Linked DNA regions of Mus musculus: regions 1, 2 and 4 are each linked to region 3. The links are chromatin loops, found by intact Hi-C in ENCODE. Cell type or tissue: heart. All regions are shown on one strand.

Region 1 (5,000 bases), 70 kb after region 3:
ATGATAGGTTTAGAGTAATTCTTATTTCCTTCTTCTTTTCCTATAGTGTTTGTTTTATAGGCATAGACTATTTTGTAAAAATCAACAGATATTTCCAATTTGGGGAAAATATAGTAAAAACTAAGCAAAATATGTTAGATGTTTTCTTGGAAACAAGTTTTGCCAGAAAGCTAGGCAAGAACAAAGTATTGGTGAACTTGCAAAAGAAATGTCTGAGTATTTTCCTCAATAACTCAGATAGTTTTTTGTTTTGTTTTGTTTTAAAGATTTATTTATTTATTATATGTAAGTACATTGTAGCTGTCTTCAGACACTCCAGAAGAGGGAGTCAAACCTCGTTACTGATGGTTGTGAGCCACCATGTGGTTGCTGGGATTTGAACTCTGGATCTTCAGAAGAGCAGTCGGGTGCTCTTACCCACTGAGCCATCTCACCAGCCCTTGTTTTGTTTTTTAAACAAAGGTAAAAACCTCTTTTCTGTTACACAAAGCTGCAGAGCCTATCTATTTTTCCAACTGGGGATATCACCAATCATGTGGGAGATGGGAGTGGCTTGACCCATGTCTGCTCCTCACCTCTTGTCTTCCTCTTGCACTATGAGCTGTCAAGCTATGAGACTGGCCCAAAAGCCAGTCTGAGGCTATAGAAAGACACAGTCCTAACTCCGTAAAGACAGGATGATCTTTATAACTTTGTTTTCTTCACTACCATGCTTTAATTGTTTACGTTTCCAAAAGTTACTTGGCAATTTTTCTTAGTTTATTTGTTGGTTTTGTTTTCTGAGACACTCTTAATTAGTCCAGGCTAGCCTCAAACTCACCATGTAGTAAAGGCTGATCTTGAACTCCTGTGCTGGCTAATTTTATGTCAACTTGACACAGCTAGAGTCACTGGAAAGGGAAGAACCTCAACCGACAAAATGCCTTCATAAAATTAGGCTGTAGACAAGCCTTTAAGGCATTTTCTTAATTAGTGATTGATGGGTGAGGACCCAACCCATTGTGGGTGCCACCCCAAGCTGGTGGTCCTGGGTTCTGTAGGAAAGCAGGCTGAGCAAGCCACAGGGAGTAAGCCAGTAAATAGCACTGCTCCGTAGCCTCCGCATCAGCTCCTGCCTGCAGGTTCCTGCCCTGCTTGAATTCCTGTCCTGACTTACTTTTGATGATGCTGTGGAAGTGTAAGCCAAATAAACCCTTTCCTCCCCAAGTTGCTTTGGTCATAGTATTTAATTACAGCAATAGAAACCCTAAGGAAGACAATTCCTAATCCTTCTGCTTCCAATTCCCAAGTGCTAGAATTATAGACATGTGTTCACCACCACTTCCGCTCCAATCAATCTTGATAATTACACTTATCACTCAAGTAAGAATGAACGTGCAGAACTAATTATTGGAGGCTAGGTAGATTAAGCCAATCTGAAATTCACATACGAAACGTCAACAAAGGAATAACAAGCTTTCTACATACAAAATAGTGAAAGAATTTTTACCCAAAGTAAAATAAATTGGTGAATAACCACTCCCCACACGCGCACACACAAATTGTGTCAGGGACTTAGTTAAATATAGCCACTCCTGTAGCTGTCATTCAAAGAGTGTGACACGTGCTTGTAATACCCTGTAGAAAAATCTCTGAGGGATGAAAGGTCTGTGGCTAAGCTTCTGATGGGCTGTGAGGGACACTTTGTGTCTGACTTCAATTGTTTGTTCTACAGTGTTTGCTGTTCACCAGTGCACCAGGCCTTCTGTATGTTCATTTTGGGGATCATCAGCTCCACAGAGTAACTACACAAGAGTTAGAGAAGAATCTTTGCCTCCAAGGAGAATTGCCAAGAGCCAGACTCAGCAACTCAGGAAGCCAGCTGGCCCTGTGTACTAAGTACTACTCACAGCAGGACACAGAGAGTCCATGTAAGTCAAAGGCAGTAGAAACAGTATCTTTACTGATTTACTGTCTGTGTGCCTCATCCTGCTCTCTGAAGGATGTTTAAAAAAAATCTTACTTTTTACTTACGAGAGAAATCCTGAACCAGCTTTCTCAACTGCCGTGTGCAATGTCTAACACTTAAAAATCTGTCCCAACGTGGGGCAGTGATGGCACACGCCTTTAATCCCAGCACTTGGGAGGCAGAGGCAGGCAGAGGAGTTTGAGGTCAGCCTGATCTACAGAGTGAGTTTCAGGACAGCCAGGGCTACAATGAGAAACTTTGTCTCAAAAACAAAAAAACAAAAAAACAAAAAACAAACAAACAAACAAACAAACAAACGTCTCAAGTTTCCTCTCTGTGGCTCATAGTGTATGCCATGATGGTGAATGATGATAAATGGGCACACACAGAAATAATACTGGGGAGTCTAATAGTCAACTATTACTATGTAAGGTTGCTTTCATTTGTTTACTCCAGTTTACTTTGCAAAGCCTTGTTACAGTATCCCCTTTGCCTCAGGCAATCCTGCTTTGCCCCTGCTATTCCTGCCTAATCATTAACTGTTGCCCTTCGTTCTCAGAACTGTGATACAATATATAACATATATTGATGAGCATCAGCTGCCACCAAGAGGCCCCAGTAAATTCTTGTATATAGAAAGTAACTTGGCTCTAGTCATAAAAGAAAGATTTGTTACAAAAAGACAACCACACAACATAATAAATATTACAATTACTTTATTATTAGTTGCTGTGTCCTATCAAGGACAATTTATCTCTACATAAATTTAAGTCAATTCTGCCCTCTACTGTCTCCTGACAGTATTATGATGCTGTTCACAGAGGCTGATGATCCATTCTGCCCATGTTTAGAGTGGTGGTCTCCAACCTACTACAGTTATATTAGCTTCATAAAGTCTCCCACTGCCTGTGTTGAACCCCACACCTGTAACATTAGGATCTATGGTGGGAAGACCCAAATATCAAGTGTTTGGAAGCCCTCTACCTGGCTTCAATGTACAATCAAGGCTTAAAAATGCTTAAACCACTACTTAAAAGTGTCAGGACAGATATCAGGCAGTGGACACTTTTAGTCCCAGTACTTAGGACTCAGAGACAGGTAGATCTCTGAGTTTGAGGACAGCCTGGTCTACAGAGTGAGTTCCAAGAGAGCCAGGGCTACATAAAGAAGCCCTGCCTAGAAAACCAAATAGTCAAGTCAAATAGTCTGTGTGGTTCACTTAGCCTTTTCATTCCATAGTCTAGATTATGTACTACACGGCTGATCATGTCTAGTTACATTTGGAAGATTTGAGAAAAAGAACATCAGGACAAATCAAATCACTACTGGGAAATTGGCATTACTGTTTCCCCTAAGGGGTGATATTTTCCCTGGTATAAAAGTCTTTTTTTTTTTTTTTAATGTACAGTGATGATATGTGGAACTTTCTAGAAGATGAGTCTATCTAGGCATCAGCCTCGTGTCAGCGCCCCAATTCTTAACTGATGAAATTACCTGCTGAGGAGGCTCCATGGTAGCCAAGAAAGCTGAACCAGAAAGACGGGGCAAATGAGGTAGCACCCATTGCATTAAATTACTGCTTCCTTTGTCTTGAACATTCAGAGTCTTGTTAATGGAGTTCATCATATGGAAAAAGCACTGATGTAAAAGCTCAGGGAATCTGCTGGAGTGGAATTTGCACTAATTAGAACATTAACTAAATTAAGGCACCAGGGAGGACTGAACTCCAAAGGGAATAAGAGAGAAAAAGATACAGAAAAATCATTAATAATCAGCAAGGGAGAGGAAGAGAGCGATACTGCAGAAAGCTAACCAAAAAGGAGATTTCTGATGATTAGTTAGACAGTCACCTCTCACTCTCTTTTCCTAATGTTCACTTCCAAAGCTGACATGTCCAGGGTCTGAGATTCGTCCCACTGGAAGCCATGTTATTCTTCCTAAATTCAAAATGTGGGAACCACCAGAGTGTTGATGAGAGGAGGAAGGGCTCGTTTCAGAATTTGGACACTGAGCTCCTGTGCAATCAGCAGAGGCTCTCAATGCTAAAGGGAGGAAAGGAGGAAGGGATGTAGTGGGGAGAGGGTTAGGCCTTTATTCACCCTTGTTTGCAGTTGTGTGATGTCATTCTGTCCAGCAAACAGCAAGACTTGGCACAAGTGTGACAGGGGTAGAGACTTGGAAACCACGTTAGAAACTAGCTTGAAAGATTCCATCTGCGGCTGATCTTGTTGTGGAACAATTACCGAGGCTTTCAAAGGTTTCTTTCCAAGTAGTCAGCCTGCACAGAGTGGAAACACCTCCATAGATGTATTTATGGGCTCAGAAGAACTGCCAGGCCTGGTGGCTCATGCTATAATTACATGACTTGGAAGGAACAGGGTTGCCATGAGATCAAGGCCAGTTTGAGCTGAGACCTTGTCTTAAAAACTGAAAAATGAATGACTTTTTTTTCTGGGTGATGGCCACCATGAGTCCCTGATGGAAGCTAGAAGCACTTACAGAGAACTCTCTACCTGGGGAAGGAAGGAAGGAATGGATGTTTATACTTAAATATGTAGTTTTACGTATAGTCGCATAACTATGTTTGCTACTCAAAAACACTTGATTGATAAAATAGCCATACATCAACTTATTTACATTGCTGTAAACATATATTAATATAACCATAAGCACCCCAAAATCTGTGAATGAACTAAAGTTAAATTGTAAGAGCCTGCCCCTTTAACACTTGTAGTGAACAAATAATATTTTGTTTGTTTCTTTGGTTGGTTGGTTGGTTTGTTGGTTTCATCTTGCTATGCAGTCTAGGCTGGTTTTGAACTCAAAATCCCCCGCTGCTACTTGCCAGGTACAGGATTACAGCAATGTGCCACTATGACGGGCTTTAGCACAAAGCATTCCTGTAGCCTTAAAATGGAAACTGACACTAAAATGAAAACAAAAGTAGTCTGGGCATGGTAGTGGTGAACCTTTAATCCTAGCAAACAGGAGGGAGAGGCAGGTGGATCGCTGTGTGCTTGGGGTAGCCTGGTCCACATAATGAGTTCTAGGC
Region 2 (5,000 bases), 59 kb after region 3:
AATCTTAAAAGGACAACAGACCAAGGAATCCTGGCCTCACTGCATCTCTCATCAGCTGTGTGGGATGAACAAGTTATTTAATTCCCTGAAAATTTACTTTAAAAAATGAATTATTGTGGTGTACGTGTGTGCATGAGTACTGGGACACTTGTGGAGGTCAAAAGACAACTTTGTGGAGCGCATCACAAGGCTCGAACAACAAACACCCTTACCCACTGAGCCATCTCACCAGCCGCGCTCTCTTTGCTTTTTAAAATGGGATAATATGAGTGACCTTGCAGAGTTGATAATTAAGTGCCATATAAGGCAACCTTGATCACTCATTCTCTCATTCAGTCAACAAAGACTATCTGAGAATCCACTACCAGTCAGCCACAAGTACATAAAAGATAGACTAAATGAAAGCTATTATTCTTTTTATTCATCAAAAACCTACTATTTTCCAAAATTGTGACAGACACTGACATTAGTTCAAAGCTTTCGCTCACACCTAGTTTCCATAAAATAGCCACATTCATTTTGTCAAGCGTGATGGCAGGTGGGAGTCAGCCCCCTATTACGCCTTCAGCCCCAAGCGAACAATCCAACAGGTGTGTTGGTTCCACCGGACACCTTCAGAACACCTACACAAAGCAATGACCAGAGCAAAAAGCGGTATCCCAGCTCTCCCCTGGGCAAGTCACTGGGGAGAACTCAACATGCCTGCGCAGCAAGGCCCAGCCTGAATGCCTGGGAGTTTTTGGGTGCTTTCAATTCCTTGAGTGGACTCTATGTCTTCAGAGAACTCAAGATTAACTGGACTGGCTCATCCCCAGCCACTACCACTGGGCCACTGATAAAGGGAGGTGCACCAGCAAAAGGGTCCCTCTCCTTTCAACTGTGCTTTACTCAACACTGGAATGTGATAACACTTTGTATAAACGATTGGCCTCATCTGGAGATTGGTGGGCTCTTCTCTGTTCTAAGTTTACTGTTCCTTTTGTTAGCTAGTCCCCAAGCCTCTGTGGGTGCTGGGCATTCAGTACATAGTGAACAAACAGTCTACACTTGTAAGAGTTTCCCATAACATTCTGGAAATCAGGGCTCATTGGAAAAGCATATGAAGTCTGATCCTGGAATAGGAGATGACTACCCTGGGTCGTAGTCATAGAGCAGTGAAAAGAGAATTCTAGATTAAAATTCTGAGCGATCCGTGACGCTAAGGATAGCCTAAGAGAACAGCTTAAATGTGCCTCGATTTTTTTTTCTTCCCTGAAGGCTCCTCTCATTCAGGAGCTATCTGAATCACCTCCCTTGGAAACTGAACTATATACATCCATTGCACAGGCAGGGGTTTTGTGTGGCTGCCTCCTAGCGTGGAGGTGACAGCCGTATCCTCTCCCCACTGAAGTTCTTAGTAAAAAAGAGACCATCACTATATAATCCCATCCCACCCTGCCGGATGCATCTAAAACAATGGCTTCTTTCCATATCCCTTCAGTGAGTTAAGGGTGTTATTAACTGTAGCACCTCTAATTGCTCACTGAAAACAGTGGTTTGGATATTAATAGACTATAAATCAAGGCCCTACCTAAGGCTTGTTGTCACGGAAACTGTACTCAAGCCTCGTAGCTATTTCCCCTTTGGGAAGTCTGGGTAAGTTGGTGGGACTTGAGGATTGTGTTAGAGCTCTTGTTTCTTCCATTTTCTGCTATTTCTCCGGGGCCAAGTTGCTGGAACTGGCACGAAGGGTAACCGTAGAGTGGGCAGTAGCTTGGAGATAAGGAACTCAAAGGGAAAAGGTGGGGGTCCTTGAAGTATAGTCCTGGGACACTTGATCTCTCCCTTCTCAGTCTACACTGGGCCACTCTGCACGTCCTGCCTGACATCCTGAGGCCCGGCCCCCTCTGCTGCCCTGAACTGTCCTCCCAGCCTTGGCACTGGGCAGCCCTGGAGCGCGCTAGCCAAGTTCCAGAAGAGGATCCGACACGCCCGGGGGTTTGAGAAACCAGGCAGCAGGAGGCACAGACGCGGACAGTCCTTAGACCGACGACAGGCAGCCCCCCCCCCCAACTTTGCTCCCAGGCGAGGGTCCTGGGGGAGGCGGCCAAGAGCACAAACCCCCCAAACCCACTCCCCGTGCCCCACGGCGACACTCTACTAGCTGGCTTCCCAAAGCTAGCGCCCTGCTCGCCCAGCGCCTGCGAAACCCACGCGGGTTCCCGCGTCCCGGGGTGACGACTGCCGCAGCCGCCAGGGCCTCCTGGGCTCCTCACCCCTCCCGCCCCGTGCTAGGCACCCGGGGCCAGGCCCCCACCGGGCTGTCGCGTCACCCGCCCCCTGGGCCCCGCACTCCCCGGCGCTGGCTCCGGGGCACCCAGCTCCCTCCCGTCGCGCGGCCCTCGGGGACTCACCTGCGCTGGGGCTGAAGCGGCGGCTACCCCGAGCCCGGGGGCGGCGGCGCAGGGGGAGGAGGGCAGCACGGGGCTCCTGGCACAGTGGCCGCCGGGCGCCTGGTGCAGCGGAGCCGCGGACCCGCCCAGAGATATAAATAACATTATCTGAGGAGGGACATTCCTGCCGGGGGACATCGCTGCTGCCGGGACCAGATAGTCCCGCGGCGGGGGCGGGGAGGCGGGGCTGCAGCCTCCCGCAGCGCCAGGCCCGCCTTCCCCACCCACTCCTGCACCTGCCAATCAGACTGCGCGCCCGGGGGCACCTGCCTAGCCGCTAGCGCCGCCGCCGCTGGGACCTGGGACGCCAGGGTCCTCTCTCACCTCCCCTGATCCCGCACACACAGAGCCCCTTGCCACGGGAAGAGGACTCGACTCTGCTGCTCCGGCCTAATTTGTGTGCCCGGAGCCGCAAGCTGGCGGCGAAAAGGAGTCCTCCCAGCCTTTCCCGCCTAGCGTCCCTGCAGACTACGATCTGGTTTTGAAAAAACATCTAAAGACCCGTTTAGGCCATAGGGTGGGTGAGGAGGGCGCCCCGGCTGTAATGCCCCTCCGGAGATAGGCTGGAAGGGACAGATTGTTCCCGCGGGCGGGTTACGTTAGAAAGCGCGCTCCCGGCCGGCTACAACCGGCTGGTAGTAGGAGCAGACGCTGGGAGCACAGGGGGTGGGCACTGGGCCGAGGCCCCCGCCCCCAGCCTGCGGGCTGGAGGCCGCGGCTCCTGCTTGTAAGCAAGGTACTGTCCCGGAGAACCCGGCTGTGCTGGTTGGTGGCGCTCAGCCTACAGTTGCATATTGCAGGGTCCATAATCAACAGGCAAGCCAGCATACCAGCCCACCTGCACCATCCTGTGAGCCCGGGTCTCCGGGCAAGACCCTGCTTTCTCACTGCAAGCTTTGGTAGGGTGGTGTACAGCAGGCCAGAGGAGATGCTAGAACCAAGGGTGTCAAGTACATCTGCGACTAGGGAGGGTGACACACGGACGAACACGGGCGGCTTGCAAGGCAGGCTATTTCCTTGACTTTTTAACAATACAAGGTCATCGCTCTGTAATGTTGGTTGCGTGCCTTGCTGTACCTTTCCTTGTTTTATTTTTATGGGGGGGGGGGAGGGGCGGCCCTCCATACGCTGTGCCTGGGATGGTCTCTCACAGACTATCAACCCGGGTAATCGCAAGTGTAATGGAGACACCAGTGGCGATTAAAAAGAGCATAGATGCAGAAGGGAGCTTTAACTTTGATGCTCCCCGGAATTCTTAACAGGAAACAGCCTTTCTCTTGACTTGTTTGCTTGAGTGTATAATTACGCTGTTTTCTAGGATTCATGAGCAAAGTGTGTTGAGTTGCCAGATGTTCAAGCTTAGTATTGGGTATTAAAGGTACGCAAAAGATATTTCACTGCCTGCTGCCGTCACACTTCTTTTGAGAGTAGGTATTTGGACAGTAAAAATGCTAATTGGGACAAAATCCACAGGTATTAAAAAGCCATAGAACTCTTCCCTCCCCTTTTGCCTGAGTTCTTATTACATACTAATTTCCCAAATGGCATCAGTATTACAAGGAAAATGACACACCGGCCTGGGCTATCCTAGAGGTTAACAGCGACCTCCCACCTCCTTCCCCCACTCAGACCATCTAGCAATTCTCTGTAGTGAGCAAGAGCTGTAGATCTTAAGCAAAGCACACATTTAGCACTCCAAAGGCCCTGGGACTCCCCAATATCCTCCAGCACCACCCCAAACCATTTGCTTTGCTTGTTGTTGAGTTCAAAATCATCTTTTTAGGAACTAATTCCTGGCAAAAACAAAAAACAGGCCAACTTCAAAAGCTGAGACTTAGATATCACAAGTAGAAATCCTTGATCTATTTTTGAAAGAAAAAGGGAGGGTTGGAATTATGTATTTATGTGTTTTAAACCGTGTGTGAATAAACTTATTAAATAAATTCATGAATCCCAGAATTGCAGCTTTGCAGCTACGTAATTATATATTAGAGGAAACAGATAATTCTTAGCTATAGGCTTGAGGCTCTGAACTGAATGGTTGCACACATATTTTCCTTTGGAGCGTTCAAATTTATAATTTTCAACCACAAGAAAAAAATGAATATGACGACGACAAACGCTCCAAAGCAACAGACAGATTAGTCCAAGATTTTACAAACCAGCTCTTCTGCTGTGGCTATCTCGACTTTAGCTGAACGATAAATAATTCAATACAACCTCATTTGCTGCAGATCCTGTTATCCTGACAACATCCCCAAATGCTTCCCAGCTAATAGAGTTACAGTGACATGATAAATCAGAGCCCAGTGAGAGAGGAAGTTTAGAAGTGCAGAGAGAAAGGGCATTGCACAAGCACAGGAATGAGAAATTCGGGACAGTGTGGGGGAGGGAGGGGGGACACTGATAGAAAGGTTCACTATCAAGGTCATTGTTGAGACAGAGCGTCTTCAGGGGCCTTCTTAGAAAACTGTACAGTATCTATAAAGTATCGTTGAGAATTCTCTACAGGAGATAAAGATGGACCTTCATCTTCATTGGTCAAAGGACTGTCCCTGCCCATCTTGA
Region 3 (5,000 bases):
CGAGCACTTCTGATTTCCCAAACTCCATACGGCCCTCACCGCCCAGCTCCTGGCAAATGCCCCCACATTCTGACTCTCTGCGTATCATCTCCTTTGCTTTCTCATTGCTATTTAATTTATGTGTCTTCCCCACAGTTCTTCTCCAGTTCCACTCATGCTAATTAATTGTGAGCACAGTTCATTTTTCCCTATTAGATTATAAGTCCTTAGAGACTGATGCTATATTGAATTTATCTCTGCGGTTCCCCCACTTTCCTTTCATGTTTAGCTGGGGGGATAGATTTAAACTTTGTGGCCATACAACATATAATTACTAAAATGAAATTTACCTAGGTTTCCAGTGTGTGTATATGTATGTCTGTGCATGTGTGCACCCATATGCACACATGTACACATTAGCTGTGAAACAGATCATGGATCGGGTCCTATGATGACAAAAGAGAGGAGATGCCACAGTCCCTTCTTGGAGTGAGAAGCCATTCCCAAGGGGCCTAAGTCCCTGCTCCTGCCTCCAGATTTCCCAGGAACAATGGTGTCTGAGAATAAAGTGGAGAGGAAAGGAAGAGACAACTTAAGCAAGGCCGTAAAACAGAGAATCTTTGTCAAGGCCAAAAGTGCTTATGGGAAAGCCTGAGACTTTCTGGCAAGGTAGAAGATGGCAGCAGGCAGTGATTGGTGTTCAGGTCCAGTCAGGTAAAGGCTAGCTCCTCCCACTCACACACACAGCCCATAGAGCTCAAAGTTTCTTTATTGGCCAAAGATTTAGGGTCAGTTCTCTTGAGTCAAGTTCCAGGGAGACAATAGAAGCAGTTAGTAAAGGAGGGAAAGGGTCCTAAAAAAGCAGATCTCAGCTAGCAGGCAGAGAAGTCATTCTACTAGAGATGTTAAGATATTCCCTGCCATGAGCATGTGCACACACACACACACACACACACAAACCACACTCTCAAAGGAGGAAAAGCCTTGTGCCATACTAGGGCTCACAAACAGAGGCTCCACCATAGCAAGGAAGGACAAGGATCTGGGGCGGGGGGGGGGGGGTTCGACTGTAACCTTCTGACCCCCATGGTCCTGAGCAGTACCTGTCAAGGCCTTGATCTGAAAGGGCCTGGCTGAGCTGTTCTCATAATCCAGCTATGAATAAATCAGTAAGACACTGCTAAGCACCAATCCAACCCCAGTTCAAGATGAGAGGCTTCATGCGGTAAATGTCCTTCCTAAGGCAGACTGGAAAGGATGGTCTCTGTTTACAATTTCCTACCTTCATTGGGACCACAGAGGAAGCAACGGTAATTGCTCTCTCCGTACATATAGGCAAGGTAGTAAGGGCACAGGTCACCTCTTGAACTTGTGCCTGTGTAGCCCCTCAGACACTCCTTACTCACATTTTTCACTTTGGTCCCAGGTCACTTGGAACAGAGACAGATGGCCGAACCACCCTCCACCAATGCCAGCATTTCCCTGACTCTCAGAACAATTGGGAGGAAGTTGAGGATTCTGGGACAAGCTGCTGAAGCCTGTATTCCCTGGGGAAAGGGTGCTCTCGGAACTTGGCAAAGGTGTTCCCAACACTGCCATATGAGAGCTCACATACAGAGGCTCCACCATAGCCAGGAGGGACATGGACCTGATAAGGATTATGACTGTAACCTTCTGACCCCCATGGCCCCAAGCAGTACCTGCCAAGGCCTTGATCCGTGACCTCTCAAAGAGCCTGGCTGAGCTGTTGTCATTATCCAGTTCGTCATCGGGGGCATCCCAGCGGGCGTTAATCCGGCTGAATGGTGGCTGGTTGCCCACGTTTTCAAACTCCGTGGCCGATGTCATGTCAGCAGGCTCTTCTTAGCAGCTGTGCCTGGCTCAGTCTTCATGGAAGGGTCCCTAGGGGACAGCAACACAGGCAAAGGGTTAGCATCCAAGCCCCTTGCTCTTTTTCTCGGTGGGGACTTATGAGGGAAGTCCAACAGAAGCAGATCCTATGGAAGCCACACACTGTCAGGGCAGTTTCTTCCCCTGGGGTCTCAGGGCCCTGTGTTACAAAATATTGCAGCAGGAGTAACGGCGGCATTGGCTGTGACAGTGACAGTGTTTGGGACAGGCTGAGAGCTGCATGCGGCAGGGTCAGGATGGCCAGCAGGTGGAGACATCAGTCCCAGTGAGCCAGCTTCCGTCAAACCTGCTGCTGCCTGGGCACTGGAGCAGCTTAAGAGACAGCTCTCCTGGGAACCAGAGGCTGGGGATTGTGGGATGGGCACTCAAGGAAGAGACACCTCACCTCAGTCAGGGACTAAGATCAGAAGTCTGCCTGGGGGGTGGGTGGAGACAAAGGCAGGTGTGGGGGGGGGATGACAGTTGCAGTTGACTGGGTCTGACTTAAACGGAACCAGTGTGGGGTTGGGTGGGGGTGGAGACATTGAGTCTATCAGGCTGCCCGCCCTGCCCCTGAGACTCCACCCTTAACAACAGAAGAAGTCAAGTTTCTTCTTGTTCTTTTTGTTTTGTTTTGTTTTCTTCTTGAAAGTGTGAGCAGTTGTTGGAATAAGGTCTCCTGTTGAATCCCTGACCAGTCCAAGCAGCCCAGAGAGCCAGGGTAGCAGTAGCAGGCACTGTACGTCATGACAAAAGGAGAACTGGGTATGTTAGGGACTGAGTGCCAAGAACCACGTGATTGGCAAATGCTTTCCAAGGAAGTCTGGAGGCACTCGTGGAAGGATGGGTCGAAAGGGACAAGAATCTAAACGAAAGGAAATATCAACACTGAAGATAAGAAGCAACAGCAAGAACCAGGGAGCCGGCGAGTAACTGGAGAATAGGAGATGTTGGGGAGAAAAGAGAGACAGGAGGTGGCAGCAGCGGCCATCTTGGTTACCAATGTTCACGGCCTTGGGAAAATTACTGCCTTCTCTCATCTGTGCCTGGGAACTTAAGAGATTCCAAGTTCAAGTCTGTACTTCAGAATGGGGGCCCAGAGCTTTCCCATTCACGAGAGTAACCATGGGTGGAAAGGCCAGGGAGGCGGGCAAACAACAAACATGAATAACTACTAAACTATACACCGTCTTTTCACATATGCCAACACGTGGGCTCACATCCCCAGGAGGTTCACACAGGCAGGAGGCACAATGCTTGCTTGCCACTCTGAGCGCGACTGCAGTGTTTGGACCTTACTCTTCAGACTTAGTCACTTCAGACTCTTGTCTCCCAGTCTGATAAATCAATCCCACCACATCCCTTTGAGGTAAGACAGGAGCCAAAATTATCATCTCTAACTGCACAAGGGAGAAAAAGACACAGGATGGGGCCTCCCCAAGGTCGTCTACCACTACTGTAGGGGCTTAGACAACAGGTCATGCTAGAGTCCTGTTATCACCCTTGACCGAAATGGTCTTAGGGATAGGGAGAGAGAATTGGGCCATTGGGAGAGTGTGTCCCAGATGCTAGCGCTGAACGAAGGTATTTACTGCTCAGGGCAAAGAGAACGTGCAAAGTGGGAAAGCCAGTCATTATCCTGAACACAGTATCCCCCACACCATGCCAGGCCTGTGCTCAAGACTACTGTTGTCCCTTTGAACAGCCCGTTCTCCGTAATGGACTAACTGCTTCTAGGGCTGGGCTGTCCTCTCGATGGTCTGAGCAGAGACAGCTGGGAAGGGTTTCCCTACTTCTCAAGCCTTTACTGCCTCCCCGGAGGAACGCAATGACCACTGACTTGGAAGTGTGAGTCAGACAGAGGCTGACAAGCTGACCACCACCTGCACAGCCACAAGCTTATCCAGAAGCCCCTGAGAGGGGCCAAGTTGTCAGATGTGAGGTAAGATCGCCTGTGAGCCCCAGAGGTAACCAGACCCTGGCTCACTCCCTTCATCCCAGGCTATTTTTAAGAGTGGCTGAGAGAGGCCCAGGCTGCGGGTCTGGGAGTGAGATTACCTTAGCTATGGCTTCGTAAATAAGTCTGCCCCAGAAAGATGAGCCCAAGTAGGCAGACCAGCAGAACCAGCGTGCAAGACAAGATTGATGGCCCTGGGTGCAGGAGATCAGGGACACAACAGCAATTCATCCTGCTTAAAAACACCATCCTTCCTGAGACCGCAGCTCACAAAGGACAGCAGCCAGACAGTGGCCCTGCCAGGAATGTGGGGAAATACATTTGTGTATCTGAACAAATGAGTCTAGTATGTTTGTTTGCTTGTTTGCTTGCTTGATAACAGAAGGACCAAGTCCCTGGGGATAGATACCACAGAAGAAATGAGAATGGGGTCTCTTCCTCCTGACACCTTCCCTAGCCCCTGCCCAGGTGGCAATTTTGCCAGAGTCAAGGGTTGGTGGGTGAGGTGTGTCCACATGCTGAGGCAAAGATGGTCTCAGAGAGGGCGGATTACCTATGGTGATTCCAGAAATGAACAACACCCCCCACCCCAGGCCAAGGCAATGAGCCTGAAACCAAATTCAACCCAGTGCTTTCTCGGTGTCACCCAGGTCCCTCCTATTACCATCACCAGGACCCTTCAAAGGCCTGGCCAGAAGAACCACTATAGCTAAAGAGAATAGCATATGATGGGGTCTCACGGGAAAACATCCGATCAAACCAGGAGCCACAGAAATGGCATTCAAGTTGTCATCTGAGGGGAACTTAGAAATGGGGTGATGTGGTCAAAGCTTCAATGATGTCAGTCACTGATGCATGCAGAGTGAACTTCCATGACTCATGGAGGCCCCCATACAAGCCTAAACTTGGACCTTATGGCCCTGTCAGCAAAAGGAGAGAGGGTGTCTTATGGGTAGTGCTTGAGCATACAACTCCCATTTCACCCCAAAGATCTTAAGCTACCAAACCTCTTATCAAAGAGTAGGCGGGTCTCCTTTGTCACATCTCCAGAGTCATCCTTATCCCTTCCTTGTCTCCAGGTGACATTGCAGGACAAGCCCTACGGAGCTGTGGGGAGCCGCCCTCACATTCGCCGTTGCAAGATGGCGCTGACATCCTGTGTTCTAAGTGGTAA
Region 4 (5,000 bases), 150 kb after region 3:
CAGCAGCTCCTTCCTCATTGTCACAGAGGAGGTCTTCTGAGCACAGCAGCACCACCCTGTTTAGGGCGCTGCGCACCTTGCCTGAGAGCGCTTACTTTCCCCCATGAGCACCCCTGAGGACCAGAAAGCAAGCTTTCTCTCTCACTCCCCAGCCTTGCATTGTGCGTGCACTCTTGGGTCCCTACTCTCAGCACAGGCCCTGCTAGTGCCATAGAAACCCTGAAGGGTGGGACTTCACCTACCTGCTGCCCCTGCTCTCTCCCCACCTGCCGTTTCTGCTCTTCATCAGCCTTATTCCCAATTAGGATCTTCTGGACTCCTTCTGGAGCGTACTAGGGACAAACAGAGGTGAGCCTAATTGAGGGCCCTTCTTCATTTCCAGATCCCAGATCGGCTCCACCGGCCTCCACCACCGCGTTCAAGACCGCGAGACAGAACAGGCTCCCATTGTACAGGAGCCCCTATCTCCTTTATCTGCAGTTTTGTTTTCCACAATTTCAATTACCACCAGTCAGCCTTGATCTAAAAAATATTAAGTGCAATATTCCAGAAACAAACAATTCATAAGTAACCTTTATTGTAGCACGGTGCAATCTTGCTATTATTGTTGTTGTTTTTTTTTTTTACCATGTCTAATTTATATATTTTTGTCACAGGTATTCAAGAATAGGGAAAACCAACTGGGCAGTGGTAGCGCACACCTTTTATCCCAGTGCTTGGGAGGCAGAAGCAGGCGGATTTCTGAGTTTGAGGCCAGCCTGGTCTACAGAGTGAGTTCCAGGACAGCCAGGGCTACACAGAGACACCTTGTCTTAAAAACAAAACAAAACAAAACAAAAAAAAAAAGACTGGGGAAACCCATCGTATGAAGGGCTTGGTACTGAGTGCTCAGCTTCCATTGTGAGTCATGGGGACCACAATACCATGGCTGACCCCCTGAGTGTCACAGGGACATCTTAGGGTAGAAGATACCACAACAGAAGCCTCTTTGGGCTGAAGGAATGGTGTCTGAACTACACTGGGCTTCATTTAGCCTTTATTTGACAGATAAGGGCTTGGGGACCCAAGGAGTCAACATGGCTTTGCCAAGGATGCACCAGGTGCACAAGCAGATCTAGAAGCCCAGACTTGCAATTCCACCTGGCCCCAAGGGTTTGGGAAGGGAGCTGCCCATGAGGTAGTCCTGGGACTAACGCCTCTCCAGGAAAGACACGGCTACAAAGCCTTGCGGGGTATACCGAATACGGGTATGGAAGTGTTGGCTTTTCCAGCCCAACTTGCCCAAAGGTCTCTATGTCAAGTCAGAAAAGGCAAGATTGTTTGACAGACCCTTAGAGCTTGCTTTTGTCCCATGGCCCTTGTTTTCTTTTTCCCTAAGCACCCTTCCTCCATCCCATCAGAGAGGCGGCGTCTCCTACCTCATCCACGTCACTGACCCACTTCATGATATGCTGATAGGAGCGCTCACTGCTAATGTCGTAGACTAAAAATATTCCCTGAGAAAGAGAGGGGGAGAGAGACACACAGATGGGAGACATACATAGAAGAAGGTACAGTCATGTAGACTGGTGTCCTTGTATGTCCGGCCCACCCCCTTCTCCCGGCCTACAGTGAGGATGCCTCAGCCATGCTTGCTTTCCCTCAGCTGCTCCCAGCTAGGAGGGCAGTGCCTGATTTGACCAGGCTCTGTGGCATGAGGTAGAGGAGGCAGAGCAGAGGCTGTGTGTGAGAGTGAAGAAGGTACGCTAAGCGGTCTGTGAATGGTTGCAGAACAAACGACTAGTGGGAAAGAACGAGGCTCCCCAGCAGGCAATCTGAGGACTCCAACTCAGAGGTCAGTGACTCAGGCATCTCGAACACCCAGTGCTGAAAGTGTGAGTAGCAGTCTCCCGGGTCTGACCCTGAAGTGGTGGCTCACCTGGGCTCGCCGATAGTACTGCTTTGTGATAGTCTGGTACCTCTCCTGCCCTGCTGTGTCCCTGCAAGAAAAAGCCAGTCTCTCAGAGAAGAGGCCATAGGGATAGAAGATGAGAAGCAGGAGCTAGGGAGTCTCTGTACCCTAAGAGGAAATACTGCAGAGTTTCAGGGTGAACACTTAGTAGTGCTCTAATCCCCAAGAGTATCCAAACACACCCTAATCTTCCAGGGGAGGCCTGGTCCTTGGCATCGGCACGGGCAGGGCCCCAGGCACTCTTCTTAGGACCTACAACCTGACAGAGCTTTAGACAGCTCTCCAGAACTCAGCCACTGTGGCCGTGATTGAGCAGATGGGAGGATCTGTCACACACCCAGTGACCAGGACATCTCGAAAGGCAATTTCCCACAGTATTCTAGGATTGGGAGGTGTCTCCATATTAAGTGAGTGGTAAGGGCTTCCAAGACCTTTAGGCCAGAGAGACACAGAGACACAGCAGCCCCTGGTGACCAATAGTGGAAATTGCACCATGTGGTTAGTACTGAGGCAATCTCAAAAACCAGTCCCAAGCTAAACCAGAGAGTGGTACTCTCAGCCTCCCTGTCTTAAGCGCAGTGGTACAGAGTACCACTAATTCTGAGATGAGCCCACAACGCTATTCTACCAATTCCTCCGACTTCCCTCCCTTTAGTGAGCTCTCCTCACTCCCATGGTTTGTTGAGATTAAGGTTCACAGAACAGATGGGGGTGTCTGATCTCGCTCTTCATAGAGGTACCCAGTTATCTCGGATGGAGCACAGGTTTACAAATGACAGGGGTACTCAGGGGCAGCTCAGAGCCCTCCCTCCATTACCCTCCTCCTCCTTGGCTCGACTCACCAAATCTGTATTCTCACTTTGATGCCGTCTACTTCGATAGTCTTCATCTTAAAGTCAACACCTGGAGAAAGCAAGCAAGTCAGGAAGGGCTCCCTCAAAGAAGGCTGGGACACTCAAAAAGCATGGAAGGGACTCCGCTTTGGTCAAATGTGACAAAGAGGTGACCAGAAGCAAGCTCCTTCACTAACATTTAAACTCTAAACAGATCCTAAAGAGGCACTTAGAGCTTTGGATGGGGAGTGTCCATTTCACTTCCCAAGCTTCCATTTCCTTGACAGTAAAAAGTGGGAACAGTCAAAACAGCCAAGGCGGTGGTGGCGCACGCCTTTAATCCCAGCACTGGGGAGGCAAAGGCGGGCAGATTTTTGAGTTCGAGGCCAGCCTGGTCTACAGAGTGAGTTCCAGGACAGCCAGAGCTACAGAGAGAGGGAAGAAAAAGTGGGAACATTACAAATTCTGATCTGGTTGCTAAGAAGCCCCTGAGAGAGACAGTGCTGGCCTGCACACTCTGCTGCAGCTATCACTGACTGAGTGCAGTGCCAGGCATGCAGCAGGTGCACCAAGACCATCAACTGATAGGGAAAGCAGGAAGGTACAGAAAACCCAGAGTTCTCTGCTTCCTCTGTCCTAGGCCCTGAAGCCCTAAACTGCCAGTCCTACCAGAACCAAGAACCCAGAGGAGAAACATTTGAGGAAATCTACAACAAGGGAAGTGAGCGCCATCTGGCAGGGTCAGGAGAGATGCCTGAATCACCATGCCTTTCCCAGCCCCAACTGTGCCCAGGCACTGTGCCCAGGGATTCAAGAGCTACTCACAGGGCATCACAATCCACGGTCTTGAGCTGGGGAACATGGGAAAGGTACTGTGTGCTATCCATCAGCAGCTGAACATCCAGTCCAGAAGGTCCCAAGGATGCCAGCGTTCCCAACCCCGTCGGCATTCTCCCTCCACATCTGGGCTTTGCCAAGCAGGAAAGCATGGTCTCTTATCTCTCCTGTCCCCAGGTTTCCACCAAAAGAGACATTAAAGTCAGCCTCTCCCCTCCCACCACCAAGAACAATCATCTTTTAATCAGAAGGGACAAGAAGCTTCGGAATGGAAGACCCAAACTAAATCAAGCCGGTCAGGCATGAATCATGCCTGCCTGAGCTGATTCATATCTACGCGGCTGTACTTTTCCAAATGGCATTCTTCGCTGTGTCAAGAGAAAGGATGATGAAGAGGAAGAGGATGAAAGGAGAGGGACACCTGGCCCTGGTGGGAGGCAGCAGCCTACTTCCTCCCTCCTTGGACAAATAGTTACAAGGAATTGGCTTCTCCTCAGAACTTGATATAGGAGGCAAGCAAGAATCAAGACATTCTTGTTTCAAAGACTGGTACCTTCGTCCAAGAAGGAAGAGGGAATTCCCCATATAATAAACCTAGCTCACACTCATAGCCTGGTCAGGAGTGCTCCTTGTTCAAAGTATTCATAGGAGAGTTTTATTGCCTCAACCCCTGAACATCCGTGAAATTTTCCACTGTGCCCTGCACAGGTCTCAGTCTCAAGGTGGACACAGCAGCAGAGACACATGGTCCCTCCCCTTACAGGGGACAGTAGGAAGGAAGGGCTCAGATGCAAATAACCTGCCTGAGGTTAGCACAGTGTGGATCAGAGTTTCAAACAAGGGCTTGCTTAATGCTGGAATGCATGCCCCCACCCCTGTACCGATTGGGGTGGGGGGAATGAGTGTGTGAGGGGAGAGTTGTTTGTTAGCATGTTAACCCCTCATGGAAGTGGTTAATATTATCAACTGAACAGGAATCTGGAATCACAAGCTTTTTGGACTGAGAGGGAGTCTCTAGATTGTATCAACTGAGGTGGGAAGATTCACCCTAAATGTGTGGGGGGTGCTATTTCAAGATATGGGGGTCCTAAGCTGAGTAAAAGCGAGAAGGCAAGCAGGGCTGGAGCATTTAGTTCCTCCTGTTTCCTTCCTCACTGCAGATGCAATGTGATAGCTCCCTCAAGCTTCTGCCATGGCCCTCAGACTGTGGGCTAAAGTAAACTCCACCTTCCTTAAGTCACTTTAGTCTGACATTTTATCACACGGACCAAAATAAATAAATAAATAAATAAATAAATAAATAAACCAAAAGAGAAGTCTTCACTGTTTGTTTTCCTGTGGGTCCTGTGCTGAGAGGAGGAGCTGCCAATCCTCAGGAG

Evidence for each region. Peaks named below come from ENCODE experiments on the same cell type or tissue, not always from the same donor. Only the 100,000 strongest peaks of a DNase experiment are listed, where the experiment ranks them.
Region 1: a loop joins it to region 3, with 4 times the contacts of the local background. A loop is called at or near these places in 19 of 42 quality-filtered maps.
Region 2: it touches region 3 in a loop (3.0-fold over the local background); 13 of 42 quality-filtered maps call a loop at or near these places.
Region 4: a loop joins it to region 3, with 5 times the contacts of the local background. A loop is called at or near these places in 10 of 42 quality-filtered maps.

Annotation. Positions count from the first base shown.
Region 1 is chr12:76,718,050-76,723,049 of GRCm38, forward strand. No RefSeq gene overlaps it. Among named protein-coding and RNA genes, the nearest start is that of Sptb, 10 kb to the left of the region's middle. In heart, CTCF peaks have their summits at 2,728 (motif pointing left) and 2,930; no DNase peak of the experiment used is centred here.
Region 2 is chr12:76,707,542-76,712,541 of GRCm38, forward strand. Sptb (spectrin beta, erythrocytic) reads right to left here and starts at 3,006. Exons shown (of 36, transcript NM_013675.3): 1 at 2,394-3,006. In heart, a CTCF peak has its summit at 2,765; DNase peaks (open chromatin) are centred at 1,920, 2,580 and 3,110; H3K4me3 peaks cover 3,671 bases; H3K27ac peaks cover 3,744 bases; H3K27me3 peaks cover 1,539 bases.
Region 3 is chr12:76,648,098-76,653,097 of GRCm38, forward strand. It overlaps Sptb (spectrin beta, erythrocytic), which reads right to left. Exons shown (of 36, transcript NM_013675.3): 2 at 1,680-1,881. The coding sequence starts at 1,827. Among named protein-coding and RNA genes, the nearest start is that of Sptb, 60 kb to the right of the region's middle. In heart, a CTCF peak has its summit at 2,130 (motif pointing right); a DNase peak (open chromatin) is centred at 2,184; H3K27ac peaks cover 2,436 bases.
Region 4 is chr12:76,801,650-76,806,649 of GRCm38, forward strand. Rab15 (RAB15, member RAS oncogene family) reads right to left here. Exons shown (of 7, transcript NM_134050.5): 2 at 2,794-2,854; 3 at 1,919-1,979; 4 at 1,419-1,496; 5 at 243-332. Among named protein-coding and RNA genes, the nearest start is that of Gpx2, 8.6 kb to the left of the region's middle. In heart, a CTCF peak has its summit at 2,423; no DNase peak of the experiment used is centred here; H3K27ac peaks cover 599 bases; H3K27me3 peaks cover 1,088 bases.